Regions from separate parts of the Homo sapiens genome. Here region 1 is linked to region 2. Evidence: read pairs that join two places in POLR2A ChIA-PET (ENCODE). Cell type or tissue: MCF 10A. All regions are shown on one strand. Each heading gives the region's core, and the rest is flanking DNA. Links, peaks and the distances in the headings are about the cores only.

Region 1 (8,330 bases), core at 146-8,145, 220 kb before region 2:
TTTTACATGCCCCAGGCCACCCAGTAGGGCACTTTTGGAACACCCATTATGCTTGTAATTATTCAGTTGCCTGTCTGCCCTGCCAGATTAAAGCTCCTTGCCTGCAGGTACTGCACGTTCTAGCTAGGCAGGGGTCTTGTTTATTGCTTTGCTGTCCCTAGGGTGCATAGTCAGGAAACCTTGGGGCCCAGTTCTTAGGTTCAAAGTTCAGTCAGCAATTTGCTAGATGTGTTAGCCTCAGGTGGTACTTAACCTCAGCATCACCGTGTATAAAATGGGGGCTCCTCTAAACAGTGCTCAGGTTTTATGGTTGTGAGAATTAAATGAGATGGTGGATATAAAGGATTTAGCACCATGCTTGCATGGGATGCTCTCAATATCTCGAGCACCACAAATACGAGGTACCATTCATAGCATCCTTCTATTTGTCCCCTCCTCCCTGCTCCCCTGCTGTAGGCATTGAACCTGGCCACATCCCAGGTACCGTGAACATCCCCTTCACAGACTTCCTGAGCCAGGAGGGGCTGGAGAAGAGCCCTGAGGAGATCCGCCATCTGTTCCAGGAGAAGAAAGTGGACCTGTCTAAGCCACTGGTGGCCACGTGTGGCTCTGGCGTCACAGCCTGCCACGTGGCACTAGGGGCCTACCTCTGCGGCAAGCCAGACGTGCCCATCTACGATGGCTCCTGGGTGGAGTGGTACATGCGCGCCCGGCCCGAGGATGTCATCTCAGAGGGCCGGGGGAAGACCCACTGAAGCTGGGCAGGACACAGGCGAGCTCAGGTGATGCCGGCCACCAGCAATGCCTGGCCTGGTAGCTCCGCTTCTGCTTTCACCAAGAGAGTGTTTCTTCACTCAACTCAGGTGGCATTTGGGGTGACATCTCAAAGGCCAGGAATTCCGTTGACTTGTTGGCTGCCAGTAGGGGCGGGAGGAAAGGCGGAGGCGAGCCCTGGAGGAGGGAGGCCACAACTCCGAGCTGCCCACCTGGTGCTGAGCTGGGGCCCCGCCTCCTTTCTGTTTTATTTTTGAGGAAATAAAATAACCAAGTGCTAAATCTTGTAGCTCTGGGGCTGCCTCGGTTTTCCTAAGGAGCCAGGGGTTCTGTCATGCCCAGCAAAGGTCACTCTGGGGAGCCTGAGGGTCTTGGAGATCCTGTCTCTGCCTTCCAAGCAGTGCTGGGGCCCCAGAGCTCCCCACTTCTGTGACTGAGCTAGCCCCTAGCAAGCTGTCCCTCACCCCATAATCCTGGGCGTTCTCCCTTCTGGCATCTGGGCTATTTAAGGTGAATTTTGCTGTGACATGTCTGTGGTCCCACCCAAAGCTACTCTCCCACCACCTGCCCTTCTAGCAGGTAAATAGTACATCTCATTTCCAGAAGAAGATGGGGCCAGAGCTTAACAGAAGCCTGTGCCATGCCAAGGAGGAATGTCCCAGCCCAGCTGGGATGTTCTAGGGAAGGGCTAAGCTGAGCTGAATTGGAGGAGAACCTGGCTCTAAACTCTGGAAGCTCACACTTGGGGGCTGGTCTGTGGAATTCCCGGAGTGGGTGGACCCAGGGAGTTTGATTCTTTCTGCTCAAAGAGAACATCTCTCCCCATTTCCCAAGGGTAGGGGTTCCATCCTCCTTGCCCGGGATTTATCCTTTGTGCAGAGGTGGACGTAGGTGTCTGAGAAGGCCCCAAACTCCCCCCTGCCCATCACGACCTGGATTGCCCCTCCCCGTCTTTCCAGCCCTCAGGCACCATCTCAGCAGCGCAGGGGCAGTGTCCTGCCAGGCGGTACTGGGGAGAGCTCGAAGTTATCTTATTGGCCCTTCCTTTGGAAACGAGACCAGAGAGGGGCAGTGACTTACCAAGGCCACACTGAATTTATGAAGAGCCAGGGCCAGATCCAGATTCCCTGACTCAGTTTATTCCTCTTTTCACCTGACTGTATCCCCTCAACTTCCCCCTGATGCTGAGTCATTTCCCAAGTCCGCAGGGACGGGAGAAATCGACACAGCCTAGAATCTTGGTTTTCCAAGTAAGAGCTCTAAAGTAACTCCCAACCTCTCGGAGCCTCAGTTTCCTCCCCTAAAACATGGGAATCGTGTACTTCCGAAGAAGAAACTCAGATGAGAGCCCTTCCAAGAGTCCACTGCAGAGTCCCCGTTTTCCACACCGGGGGTTCTCAGCCTCAGTGCTGCTGACATTTACACTGAATGATTCCTTGTCATGGGGGCCGTCCTGTGTGCTGGGGGATGCTTGGCCGCGTTTCTGGCCTCTGCCCACTAGATGCCAGTAACACTGCCCAGTTATGACAACTGAAAGTCTCCAGATGTGGCCGGATGTCCCCTGGGGGGCAAAAATCACCCCCAGTCAAGAACCACTGCCCTAGGGGCAAATAACACAATTGACCACTGCAGTCAGGAACAGTGTAGACAGGGAACCCCAACATGGAGGGGCTCCCCGACTCCCCATCATAAGCACCTTCTCCCAGAAGTGGAAGTGAGGCAGTTTAGACACTCCCCCCTTTCTGGCCGGTCTCAGACAAGCTTTAGTTTTCCTTCCTGGAATGGCTCTGCCACTTTGAGGAGACAAGTTTGTCTGCAAACATGTGAGGTTCTGATCCAGCTTCCAGTCCCAACCACTCCACACAAGGCAGCCTGACCTCGAACATGCTGCCCAGCCTCTGCAGGCTTCCGTTTCTTTTTTCCCCCCCACCCCGAGATAAGAGTCTTGCTCTGTTGCGCGGGCTGGAGTGCAATGGCACGATCTCGGCTCCCTGAAACCTCTGCCTCGCGGGTTCAAGCGATTCTCCTACCTCAGCCTCCTGAGTAGCTGGGATTACAGGCACTCACCATCACGCCCGGCTAATTTTTGTATTTTTAGTAGAGACAGGGTTTCACCATGTTGGCCAGGCTGGTCTCAAACTCCTGCCCTCGTGATCCACCTTCCTCGGCCTCCCAAAGTGTTGGGATTACAGGCGTGAGCCACAGCGCCCAGACCCGTTTCTTCACCTGTAAAACGGGCAAAATAGTACCTTCCTGGCCAGCACGGTGGCTCACGCCTGTAACCTCAACACTTTGGGAGGCATAGGTGGGAGGATCACTTGAACTCAGGAGTTCAAGACCAGCCTGGACAACATAGTGAGACCTCATCTGTAGGCAAAAATAAGAAAAAAGATGAGCCGGGCAGAGTGGCATGTGCCTGTAGTCACAGCTACTTGGGAGGCTGAAGTGCAAAGATCGCTTGAGCCTGGGAGGTCAAGGCTGCAGTGAGCTGTGATGACACCACCGCACTCCAGCCTGGGAAACAGAGCAAGATCGTATCTCAAAAAAAGAAGTACCTTCCTGAGCAGTATGAGGATTACATGAGATAATCCACAGAAACTGTTTTGCTTGGTGCAGAGTAAACACCAAGGGTTTCTTCCCATTAGTTTTAAAGGAGTTTTACTTATTCAGCATGTTAAGTGCCTTCTGCACTTCCGGCATTGGAGGAGAGAGAGTGACAAATAGAATTGTGTCCCAGCCCTCTCAAAGCTTCCAAACTAGGGAGGAGAAACTAGTCTTTTAGAGTACATTTCCAGAGAGAAGGGGGTGCTGTGAAATGATCTATTTCACAACAGACTAATTTTACAGGTGGGAAAACAAGCTCAGAGAGGTTCAGTGATTTGCCTCAGGGCACACAGCTAGTTTGCTAGAGGAACCTAACTGGAGTTAGAATTCTCCAGGGGAGGAGTTTCTCCAGCGGATCTTGCCTGCCATGGTTTTCCAGATTCCAGGATCAAGGTGAGAACAGAAACGCATGAGAAGCTCAGGGAAGATGGCCACGTGTTTCTCAGCTCCACAGGGAAACCTTGAGCAGTGGAATTTAACCAATGGGTTTGGGTTAGGCGCCCTTCCCCTACCCTAGTCCAACCTGCAGCAAGGAAACCAAGGCTGATTCCAGCCCGGGCTTTTTTCTCCTGGGAAGGTCCTCCTTGGGTCTGGACAGGCTCGGAGGTGACCTGCCTAGAGGTGGGCGATCTAGCCGCACCTTTCTAGGACTACAGAGCTTCAGTTTAACTTTGCAGGAGTTTGTTAGGAATGAACTAGACACGCACCCTCCGCCCAGCTCCGTCCCGCCTCCTGCAAGCCTGAACTCTTAGAATAATTAACCACTGACTGCAGGATCCTGGCCTCTGCCAGGGCCCGCCCTACCCAACCTGTGTGTTCGAGGCAGGAACTTGCAACACTGAGCAACAAGAATGATGAAATTTTTATCCACTTGGCAAATATTTGCTCGGCGCCCCCTCTGTGTCAGGAACAGTTGGAAATGCGTTTCCCAACCTTGCCTAACCAGCTGCCCTGGAATGTTTTCCACTTCCTGGGTCATTGCCTCCAGAGATCAAAGCCCCCATCCACACAGTGGGCTGAATATGGATCCATGCAGCGATCTGGTCCTGGTGCTGTGGAATCAGCTTTGCACAAGGCCCCAGAAGGTCTGCGTTCCAGAGCCTTCCTGTTGGGGCCTCAGTCTTCTCATCTGAAAAATGGGAGCAAACTCAGTTCTGCCATGCCCAGTGTGGGTGTGATGTCACATCAGGTAAGGCTCAAAATGAAGTCAGGTGTCACACCTACTGGAATAACCTCAGCTCTATAAGCACAATGGAGCTTTATTATCCTTAACTCATGGAGGATGAATCACTTGGGGGAAGATGAAATGTTGAAATATTCAGGTTAACGGAAAGTGTTATTTTAAGCACCTAAATTTTTTGCCTATTAACCTACTAGGGGTGGAACTTGGTAGGCTGATCTTGCCTGAACTTCTGGGGGCTTTGTTTGATCCCTTGATTGCACAGCGATACCTGCAGGGGCTCCTTGCCCCTCAACTGTCAGGATGTTGAGGTCTTCAGGTCCTCGATACTGAATCCTAGCTGACTGCCCTTCTGGTTTCCCGTCTGTGTTCTCTGGAGTCTCCCTCGGCCTGCTTCGAGGCGGGCCCGCTCTCTAGATAATGCTGCCATTCGGATGGTTTCAACGACTGTGCTGAGCCAGTGACTCTGGAATCGGGGCCTCCCGCAACTCGATTCCTCCTGAACTCAGATCCCTGAGTCATGGCCTCCCAGCCCCAAGCCTGCTCCTCCACCTGTGTCCCCTGTCTCAGTGTGCACGGTCACCACTTGTGGGTCACCCAGGCCCACACCTGGCAGCAAGTGATCTGAGACTCTGTCCCACTTACCTACAGCCGGTCAGACCTCCACCTCTACTCCCATTGCCTTTGTCCAAGTCCCCCACTCAGCCCGCACCCAGCACTCAGCCTGTCTCCTCCATTCATTCCAGGGTACTTCCTAGGGACAGGCCCTGTGGCAGGATCTGGGGGCATGGAGGATAAAGACCAGCCCTGAGAGGGGGCATTCGCCCCATGGGGAGGGACAGACATGGATCCTGGCAACAGCGTGGCGAGGAGTATCTGAGAAGTGGAAACACAGAGAACCGCCATGGGTTGGGGGGCTGGTTCTGGGTCTGAGAGGCACCTCCACACCCACGCATAGTCCCTTTTATGAATTCCCTGGACTGTGCCCTCTTGCTCCAGGGAGAGCTGCAGCAGGGGACGGTTCAAAGGGCAGCCTCCGGAGCACCCTGACCTCCAACTCCCTGGCCGTGAGTGTGGGCAGAGGGGCCTGGATTTCCTCATCTGAGACGTGGCAATAATCCACTTTATAGGATTGCTGTGAGGATGAAGTGATTTGGTTCATACATAGCACTGAGAGCAGAAGCTGACCTCATAAGCACCAAATCCACGGGCTTGTTTGTTTGTTTGTTGTTTGTTTTAAGATGGAGTCTCGCTCTGTCACCCAGGCTGAAGTGCAATGGCAAGATCTCAGCTCACTGCAACCTCCACCTCCCAGTTTCAAGCGATTCTTGTGCCTCAGCCTCTGGAGTAGCTGGGATTACAGGTGCCCACCACCACACCTGGCTGATTTTTGTATTTTTAGTAGAGACGGGGTTTCACCATGTTGGTCAGGCTGGTCTCAAACTCCTGACCTCAAGTGTTCTGCCTGCCTTGGCCTCTCAAAGTGCTGGGATTACAGGCCTGAGCCACTGTGCCCGACCACCATGTTGTATTGTTACTGTTACTGCTCTCCTGTCCTGCACCTGCCCTGCCTGCCTCCCTTGGCTGGGCTGTAAAACCTTGAGGGGTAACGTATCTTATTCATGTTTCTTGTCCTGGTACCAGCACAGCAACTGACATGGATGGGGGGTTAGGGGCTCAGAAAGCATTGCCCTAAAATATGGCGCTCTGACATGAAGCAGCCTCAAGGTCTATCTGACCTCCCTGCCTCCTTCTCTGAATCCTCTGTCTCTCTCAAAGTGCAGGATGACGCTGTTCTCTGAAGTTTCTTTATCTGCCTAGAAACGGGACCTGCCAAAGGGGAACACAATTACCTTCCCTGGAATATCATTAGCTAGAGGTTAAAACTCATATCCTAGAGGATATGAGACTGAACATTAAACACCACACCTACAGCCCAGATAAACTTCATCCCAAACCATTATCTGCTCTCTTTCCCTTTCAATGTCCAAAGAAATTATTAATTATCATCTGGACGCTGGACTCATTCATTTCCCCCCTAAAAACCATTGACTGTCCTTCAAATTGCCACGTGTCCCCCATCTCTCCTTCCCCCGTGAAGAAGGGCGCATGCACCTGTACCCCACTGGGTTATTGGGTAACTTCTGTGATTCCCTCATGCTCTGCACGTTGAAATAAATTTTGTCTTTTCTCCAATTAATCTTCCTTTTGTCTGTTGATTTTCAGCGAGCCTTCACGAGGAGAAAGGGAAGCTTTCCCTTTGTCTCTGCAGGGGCCAATGAATGTTTAATATTACACAAGTACACTCTCAGGGCTGAGAGGCACCTTAATAACCCCTCCTGTTTACTGTTTCCATGTGCCAGAGAGGATGCTAAGTGCTTTGCCTCCATTTACTCTAACCACTCCGAGAAACAGGTGTTATTATCCTCCATAAGTCAGGTGATTGAGGTCAGGAGTTCGTGACAGCCTGGCCAACATAGTCAAACCCCGTCTCTACTAAAAATACAAAACATTAGCTGGACGTGGTGGTGGGTGCCTGTAATCCCAGCTATTTGGGAGGCTGAGGTAGGAGAATCACTTGAACCCAGGAGGCGGAGGTTGCAGTGAGCTGGGATCGCGCCACTGCACTCCAGCCTGGGCAACTTTGCCTCAAAAAAAAAAAAAAAAAAAAAAAGTCAAGTGACTTGCCCAAGATGACAGGAGAGGTTAGATCTGGGGCTGGGCTCTGAATCCTAGACAGAATGACCACAAGGCTTTTGTCCACTACAAGACAGAATTGGGGAGGGGATCACAGAAGAGGGAGCAGGCTTCTCTCTGGGTGGGGAGGTGTCATACACCCCTTAAAACACATAGGTGTGTATGCACACGCACACAAACACATGCACGTTCACACCTTTGTACACAAGTGAGGAACAGGGCAACCAAAGGCTAATTTACTTGTCTGGCTAGCTGTGTGCTCTTTGATATGTTTCTCCGGGACTTTTTTTTTTTTTTTTTTGAGACGGAGTCTAGCTCTATCACCAGACTGGAGTGCGGTGGCACAATCTCAGCTCACTGCAACCTCCACCTCCCGGGTTCAAGTGATTCTCCTGCCTCAGCCTGCCGAGTAGCTGGGACCACAGGCACCTGCCACTACGCCCAGCTAATTTTTGAATTTTCAGTAGAGACGGGGTTTCACCATGTGGGCCAGGATGGTCTCGATCTCTTGACCTTGTGATCCACCTGCCTCAGCCTCCCAAAGTGCTGGGATTACAGGTGTGAGCCACCGCGCCTGACCTCTCCAGAACTTTTTTTTTTTTTATGCTGCCTGATTGACTTCAAAGTAAAAGCAAGGACAGGCACGGTGGCTCATGCTTGTAATCACAGCACTTTGGGAGTCCCGGGCAGGAGGATTGCTTGAGGCCAGGAATTTGAGATCAGCCTGGGCAACAAGTGAAGACCCTGTCTCTTCAAAAACATAGATTAGCTGGGCATGGTGGTTGCACACCTGTCGTCCAAACTACTCAGGAGGCTGAAGCAGGAGGATCACTTGAGCCCAGGAGAAGTTCAAGGCTGCAGTGAGCCATGACTGCATCCCTGCACTCTAGCCTGGGCAACACAGCAAGATCCTGTCTCTAAAAACAAACAAATAAAAAGAAAATAAAAACAAGAAAGCATGTGAATATGAATTTTATTCACTTCAGCTTATTCCTTTTCTTGAGGTGCCTTTCTCACCTTCTGCAAAGTGGCAGGTAAATGCCCCTCCTGTAACCTGCAGAAAGCGAATTAGGGG
Region 2 (8,330 bases), core at 177-8,176:
CTACTCTGCAGGGGCACTCGCGCAGCTGTAACACTGCCACCTCCATAAAGCTGTTTTCTTCCACCGTCAGCTCAGCACGGAATTCCTTCCTGAGAGAACCCAAGAACCTTCCAAAGCTAAGCCCCAATTTGGAGGCTCACCTGCCCTGCATCATAATGACTTGTGTTTTTTGGAGTGAATCTTACTTAAAAATTCCTTTCCTTCCCCCAATTTCATGAAGACGAATATCCTCATTTTCTTTTAAAGTTTTGCTTTTCATAAACAGGTCTTGTCAGGTGCAGTGGCTCATGCCTGCAATCCCAGCACTTTGGGAGATGAAGGCACATAGATCACTTGAGCCCAGGAGTTTGAAACCATCTTGGGTAATATGGTGAAACCCCATCTCTACAAAAAATACAAAAATTAGCCAGATGTGTTGGTGCATGCCTGTAGTCCTAGCTACTCAGGAGGCTAAGGTGGGCAGGTCGCTTGAGCCTGGGAGGTCGAGGCTGCAGTGAGCCATGATCATACCACTGTACTCCAGCCTGGGCAACAGAGTGAGACCCTGTCTCAAGAAAGAAAAAAGAAAATAAATATGAGTAGGTCTTTACACACTTCAGACGGAATTTAGGGTGTGGTGAGATTATTGACTGTTTTTAGTTTTTGTGTGATATGTATTTTTTTATTATTGTATTTTATTTTATTTTTGGAGACTGAGTCTCACTCTGTCACCCAGGCTGGAGTGCAGTGGCATGATCCCAGCTCACTGCAACCTCTGCCTACGGGGCTCAAGCGGTTCTCCTGCCTCAGCCTCCCAAGTAGCTGGGATTACAGGCACGCACCACCACACCCAGCTAATTTTGTATATTTAGTAGAGATGGGGCTTCACCATGTTAGCCAGGCTGATCTCGAACTCCCAACCTCTGGTGATCTGCCCGCCTCGGCCTCCCAGAGTGCTGGGATTACAGGCGTGAGCCACCGCACCTGGCCTGTGTGATATGTATTTAACATCATTATCTCCATGACTGATTGTTCCAGAACCATTTATTGAGTAGCTCTGCCTGCTTTTTGCCCAGTAAGCTGTGGTCAAGCCATCTCGCATCTCACAGTTCCACTGCTATAAAGAAATATCTGGGAATGGGTAATTTACTAAGAAAAAGAGGTTGAACTGGCTCACAGTATCACAGGCCGCACAGGAAGCATGGTGGCATCTGCTTCTGGGGGGGCCTCGTGGTGGAAGGCAAAGTGGAAACAGACATCTTCCATGGCAAGAACAGGACCAAGGGGGTGAGAGGTGCCACACACTTTCAAACAACCAGATCTCACAAAAACTCACTCACTATACAGTACCCAAGAAGGATGGTGCTAAACCATTCATGCAAACTCCGCCCCCATGATCCAATCACCTCCCACCAGGCCCTACTTCCACTGTTGGGGATTACAATTTGACATGAGATTTAGATGGGGACACAGATCCAAATCATATCACATGTCAAGAGTCTATAAGTGCATGAGTCTTTTCCTAGCCTCTCCATCTATTGGACTCTTGGTCCACCCTCAAGCCGGTAAAACACTGCCTCAATTACTGCAGTTCTTTTTTTTTTTTTTTTTTGAGACGGAGTTTCACTCCTGTTGCCCAGACTGGAGTGCGACGGCACCATCTCGGCTCACTGCATCCTCCACCTCCCAGGTTCAAGTGATTCTCCTGCCTCAGCATCCAAATAGCTGAGATTACAGGCGCCTGCCACCACATGTAGCTAATTTTGTATTTTTAGTAGAGACAGGGTTTCACATGTTGGCCAAGCTGGTCTTGAACTCCTGACCTCAGGTGATCTGCCCGCCTTGACCTCCCAAAGTGCTGGTATGACTTACAGGCGTGAGCCACTGCACCCAGCCAACTACTGAAGTTCTATATCAGATCTTTATACCCAGCAGAGCAAATCATCCACTCTTGAATGTTTTCAAAATTGTTATCGTTACCACTGACACTTTGCTCTTTCATATAAAGTTCATAATAAGCTTGTCAAGTTCCAAGAAAAACTGTGTGAGGATTCTGATTAGAATTGTATTCAATTTCTAGAGGAACTTGGGGAGAAGTGACATCTTTATATATTGAGTCTTCCTGTCCATTAACATGGTATATTGCTTCTTTATATCTTTCAATTAAGTTTTATAATTTCCCCCCGGAAAGGTCATGCACATTTTTTGAAAGATTCATTCCTTGATACCTTATTACTTTCAGTGCCATTATAACTAATATTTTTTAAATTGAATTTTCTATTTGTTGCCCATACGTAGGGAAAATGTCACATTTTGTATATTGAACTTATATAGAAACCTGGATGGAAATTCTCATTCTAATTTATGTAAAGATTTTGCTCCTAACAAGTCTACAGCTGTCTTTATAGACAGTCTTATCATTTATGAAAAGTGACAGTTTTATTTCTTCCTTCCCAATTTTTATAACGTTAATTCCTTGGCTTGTCTAGATCTTTTATTACAGGGCTGAAGGGAATCAGTGCTGGCAGGCAACCTTGTCTTATTTCTGATTTTAAAGAGACTGTTTCTAATGTTTCACCATTGAACCTGATGTCTACTGCAGGCTTTTGGTGGATATTATTGTCACTGAAAGAAGTTTCCCTACTATTCTTAGAAACGGCAGTTTTGTTTTATCATTATTAAGCGTTTAATTTGATTGAATGTCTTTTTCTGTACCCATGGAAATGTTGTGAATTATATTAATACATTTTCTGATGTCCAATTCTCCTTGCATTCCCAGATAAGTCTAATTTAGTTAATATGGGGACTATTGCTGAGTATCCCTAAGCAACCGTTCTCTGCTTCTTTTTAATAACAGAGATCCCAGCATTGGGGCTAGCCACACATTCACCCAGCTAAAGACATTTCTCAGTCTCCCTTGCAGCAGAGTGGGCCCTATGATCATGTCTGGGGGAAAAAGGTGCAAATGGAAGTGATGTCAGCAACTTCTGCATCATCTCCTTGGAAGCTAAACCATTTATCCTGTACAGCATTTTCCCCTCTCCCCACGGAGTAGGAAATAAAAACGCCAGAACAATCCTGGAACCATGTGGGGGCAACATAGAGCCAGACCACTCAGCTCGAGACCTGAGAGAGAAATACACTTTTGCTTCTTTAAGCCACTGCGTTTTCAGATCTTTTTGTTACAGCAGCTTCAGTCACACCCTCACTCAGTCAGTCATGATGCATCGCCTTTTGTGTATTGCTGGCTTGAAATTGCCAATATTTACAGGTAGGGTGGGGAGATCGGCCGGTCATTTTCCTTATATTGTCTTTGTCTTTTTTTGTTGTTGTTGTTATCAAGGTTATACTAGTTTCATTATGAGAGTTGGTAATATTATGTTTTGTTTTTTTTTTTGAGATGGAGTCTTGCTTTGTCACCCAGGTGGAGTGCAGTGGCACGATCTCGGCTCACTGCAACCTCCACCTCCCAGGTTCACACCATTCTCCATTCTCCTGCCCCAGTCTCCCGAGTTGCTGGGATTACAGGCGCCCACCACCACGCCTGGCTAATTTTTTGTATTTTTAGTAGAGACAGGGTTTCACCGTGTTAGCCAGGATGGTCTCGATCTCCTGACCTCGTGATCTGCCCGCCTCGGCCTCCCAAAGTGCTGGGATTACAGGCGTGAGCCACCGCGCCCAGCCAGTTTGGATAATATTACATTATCTCTCCCTTAAATATTTTATAAAATTTATAAAGCCATCTGTATCTGGACCTGGTTTCAGAATTATGGGGGAGAGGGGGAAGAGGGGTAGATTTTAAACTACTAATTCAATTTCTTTAAGGGGTATAGGACTATTTGGAATTCCTTTTTTTTTTTTTTTTTTTTGAGACAGAGTCTTACTCTGTCACCTAGGCTGGAGTGCAGTGGTGTGATCTCAGCTCTCTGCCACCTCCACCTCCTGGGTTCCAGTGATTCTCATGCCTCAGCCTCGCAAGTAGCTGGGACTACAGGCAGGCACCACTAGGCCCGGCTAATTTTTTATTTTTAGTAGAGATGAGGTTTCACCATATTGGTCAAGATGGTCTCCTGAGCTCAAGCAATCTGCCCACCTTGACCTCCCAAAGTGCTGGGATTATAGGCATGAACCACCGCGCCCGGCCACTATTACTTCTTGAGTCATGCTTTAGATATTTTTCTGGAAAGTTGCCCATTTTGCTTGGGTTTTCAAATTCATTAGTGTAAAGCTATTCATAGTATTATTTTATATCTTTTGAATCTCTCCTCTCTAATTTCTGTTATCTCCCTTTTTTTATCCTATATTGATTATTTATGCCTTCAAACTTTGTTCTTAATCAATTGCTCCCCAGTTTCATTAATTTTACTCACCTTTTCAAAGAGCCAAATTTTGGTCTTGTTAATCCTTTCTACTATACATTTGTTTCCCATTTAATTAATTTCTATTCTTATCTTTATTGTTTCTTTTCTTTCTTTTGCTTTGTTCTGATGTTCTTACTTTACTTCTTAGTTTTGAATGCTTAGTTCATGAATTTTTAGTCTTATTTTGTTCCTAATACAAGTTCTTAAGGCAATACTACTTTAGCATTGCTTTTAATTGTGGTAAAATAGACATAACATAAAATTTACCACAACCCACAGTTTTAATATGTAATATTTTATTATGTTTTAGTTCTAAACATTTTTCAACTTTCATTACGATTTCCGTTCTGCTCAATGAGTCATTTGAAAGTGCATTGTTAATTTCCAAGAGTTGGGGAAAGAGGCTGTTATCTTGTTCTCTTACCTCGTGATACTGCAGACAAAGAATACAGACGGTGTCACACTGACTCCTTTTAATGTGTTGAGACTTGCTCTATGACCTACTGTGAGTGTTATTTTCATAAATGTGTATATATTCAGTGTTCCCTATGTGTCTAATAAATCAAAGGTGTTCATTGCATTGTTTAGATCTTTCGTATCATTACAAATAAATTTATATTTACCTTGCTTATATTTATCAGCTCTTGAGAAAAGTATGTTAAATCTCCCACTATGGTGGTGAATTTGTCAATTCTACTTGTAATTCTGTCACTTTTTATTTTTGTTTTTAAACCCTTAGGTTATGTCATCAAATGCATGCAACTTTAGAATTATCAGATCATGCTAAAATTTTTAATCTTATTGAAATAGCAGCCAACATTTTAAAAATCTTTACTATATTCCAAGATCTGACACAGACCTAGCACTCAGTAAAATGTGGTAGAAATAAGAAAAAGAAAGAAAGAGAGAGAGAGAATGAATGAAAAGAGAGAAGAAAGAAAAGAGGAAGAAGAAAGAAAGAAAGAAAGGGAGGGAGGGAAGGAAAGAAAGAAAGAAAAAGAGACAGAAAGAAAGAAGGAAGAAAGGAGGGAAGGAAGGATGAGAGAGAGAGAAAGAAAAAGAGAGAAAGAAAGAGAGAGAGAAAGAAAAAGAGAAAGAGAGAAGGAAGAAAGGAGGGAAGGAAGGATGAGAGAGAGAGAAAGAAAAGGGAGGGAGGGAAGGAAGGAAGGGAGGAAAGTAGAGTGAGAGAGAAAGAGAAAGAAAGAGAGAGAGAGAAAGACAGAAAGAAAAAAGAAAGAAAGAAAAGAGAGGAAGGGAGGGAAGGAAGAAAGGAGGGAGGGAGGGAGACAGAGAGAGAGAAAGAAAGAGAGAGAGAGAAAGAGAGAGAGAGAGAAAGAAAGAAAACATTGAGGGGATGCCTAGGGTGTCCCTGGCTGGCACCCTGGAGTCAGAGCTGGGGAACATTTGCGTCCAGGTCCACTCTGCCTTGGGGGTCATCCTGTGTTCAGTGTCACAAGCAAGAGAGGTGACAGGGAGGGCTGGCAGCTCTGGGCAGTCCCCAGGTGCTGGAGTTGAGTCCCCAGCCTGACAGGGTTTTCCCAGAGTGGCTCTGAGGTCAAATTCCGAGGAGCTGATGGAACTCCCACTGACTGCCCCCCACCCGATCCCCAAACCCAGCTCCCTGGGCTGACCGCCCTGGGCCACTCTTCAGTTCCAGTCACCTCCCTACCTCTAGGAGAGGATTTTCTCTTCGAAGATCCCCCATGAAGAATGCGGGTCCCTCTCTCCATCAGGGACTTTCCTGATGAGAAAACCAGCATTCTGCCCCCAGAGCCAGGCTCTGTGCCCCAGACACACCCAGATACCAAACAGAACCAAGCTCCCACTGCCCCACACCTCAGGTCCCAGGAGGCCCTCCCAGCGGGCCCCACAGGCCACTCTCTAACTGACGGGCTGATGAGAGCTGCCCCTCCCATCCTTGAGCAGGTACACACCCCCCACCCCTGCTTCCTACACCTGCGCCTCAGGCCTCGGTCTCAGTCCCTTCTCTGTACACCCTCTGAGGTCGCTTCAGTCAGGCTAGTTCCCAGATCTCTCTCCACTGCCTACTGGAGATGCCTCCTACCCCCACCCAGGACACCCCATTGCCCTCTTGAATCCAGCAGTCTCTTCTATCCCAGTACAACACAATCATCCCAGCCCCCTAAACTGGGACCTAGACCACAAATATTTTTAAAGTTTTTTTGTTACATTTTAATATTTTCATACTACTTTTGAATGGGTAATGCATCCCCATGGTCCAAAATACAGAAGGCACAGGTCCACCTTGCAGCCCATCTGCCCAGCACTCAATTCCCCTTCCAGAGGCCACCTCTGTCACTGACGTATCTATGTCCCTCCAGAGATGTTCCAGTGGAAGAAAGCATTCTCCACTTCCTGTCTCTCATCCCAATCTGTCCTGCACCTTGTTGGTTTCCATTAACTATTTACCTTGAAGTTTGTCCCACATTCGTTGACGAAGAGCTTCCTCTATATGGACAGAATTCCATTGTGCAGACTTGCTAGAATTAATTTGATTAGTTCCTGTTGAAGGAAGGATAGGATTCCCCGCCTTTTGCTACCACGAGAAAGCTGCCATGAATAACAGCGCACACGTGCCATTTCGCCCAGATGCAAGTATCTGAAGGCAGCCTTCCCCAACAGGGGTTTGCTGGGTGACAGAATGGGTGCATCGGTGTCAAATGGCCCTCCACCAGGGTTGTATCTATCCATCCTCCCACCGGCGGTGTGTGGGAAAACTGGCTTCCCCACCAATACGGCGTTTCAGGCAATGTTCTTATTTATGACACCCCAGTAAGCAATAAATGACATTGCACCGGAGTTTTGATTTGCATTTCTTTTCCATAGGATAGGCATCTTTTTGGAGGGTTAAAAGCCATTGTGGCCAGGCACGGTGGCTCATGCCTGTAATCCCAGCACTTTGGATCGCTTGAGACCAGGAGTTCAAGACTTGGCTGGCCAACATGGAGAAACCCCATCTCGATTAAAAATACAAAAATTAGCCAGGCATGGTAGTAGGCGCCTGTAATCCTGGCTACTTGGGAGGCTGAGGGAGGAGAATCGCTTGAACCCAGGAGGTGGAGGTTGCAGTGAGCCGAGATCATGCAACGACGTTCCAGCCTGGGCAACAGAGAGAAACTCCACCTCAAAAAAAAAAAAAAAAAAAAAAAACCATTTGTATTTTCTTTTCCTGTAAACTGTGCCTTCATACCTTTTGCCTACTTTCTTATTCGGTGTTGGTCTTTTTGATTGATTTCCATGTTAGGGGGACTCACTTCTGGTCCATCACACAAGTTACAGCCATATGTTCCCAGGTGGCCACTGGCACTTTGGCTTAACTGATGGTGACTTGAGCCACGTGGACTTCTGCATATTTAAATAGTTTGGTTAATCAATCTTCTCTTTTATGGCTTCTGGGTTCTTTGTGATTTTTAGAAAGGTCTTTGCCATTCTGAAATTATATTTTTCAAACAGTTTACTATAGTTTCTTCTTATAGTTTTGTGGTTTCATTTGTTACACTGAATTATTTGACATGACTCATTATCCCATTGCACAGTGTAAGGTAGACTCAACTTTATAGTTTTACAGATGGCTACTGTAAACTAAAAATACAATTATAAGCCCTCCAACTGACTAAACAAACCACTTCTTGGCCAAAGGGACCTCAGAAAAACTTTTATTTTTATTTATTTATTTATTGAGACAGAGTCTCGCCCTGTCGCCCAGGCTGCAGTGCAGTGGCACTATCTCGGCTCACTGTAACCTCTGACTCCCATGTTCAAACCATTCTCCTGCCTCAGCCTCCTGAGTAGCTGGGATTACAGGCACCCACCACCACCACGCCCAGCTAATGTTTGCATTTTAGTAGAGACAGGGTTTCACCATGTTGGCTAGGCTGGTCTCGGACTTGTGACCTCAAGTGCTCCCCCTGCCTCTGCCTCCCAAATTGCTGGAATTACAAGCGTGAGCCACTGCACCTGGCCCAGAAA

The links. ChIA-PET counts read pairs that join two places held together with the same protein. Peaks named below come from ENCODE experiments on the same cell type or tissue, not always from the same donor. Only the 100,000 strongest peaks of a DNase experiment are listed, where the experiment ranks them.
Region 1: POLR2A ChIA-PET joins it to region 2 with 5 read pairs; 3 of 35 experiments call an interaction of 5 or more read pairs at or near these places.

Annotation. Positions count from the first base shown.
Region 1 is chr22:37,028,760-37,037,089 of GRCh38, forward strand. MPST (mercaptopyruvate sulfurtransferase) reads left to right here. Exons shown (of 3, transcript NM_021126.8): 3 at 457-1,056. The coding sequence ends at 755. It overlaps LOC112268295 (a long non-coding RNA gene), which reads left to right and starts at 3,290. Exons shown (of 2, transcript XR_002958751.1): 1 at 3,290-4,567; 2 at 5,800-6,754. RefSeq lists enhancers at 4,045-4,562, 4,655-5,320. In MCF 10A, for the core only: no CTCF peak of the experiment used is centred there; DNase peaks (open chromatin) are centred at 4,232 and 4,582.
Region 2 is chr22:37,250,298-37,258,627 of GRCh38, forward strand. No RefSeq gene overlaps it. Among named protein-coding and RNA genes, the nearest start is that of RAC2, 10 kb to the left of the region's middle. RefSeq lists an enhancer at 3,010-3,511. In MCF 10A, for the core only: no CTCF peak of the experiment used is centred there; a DNase peak (open chromatin) is centred at 4,144.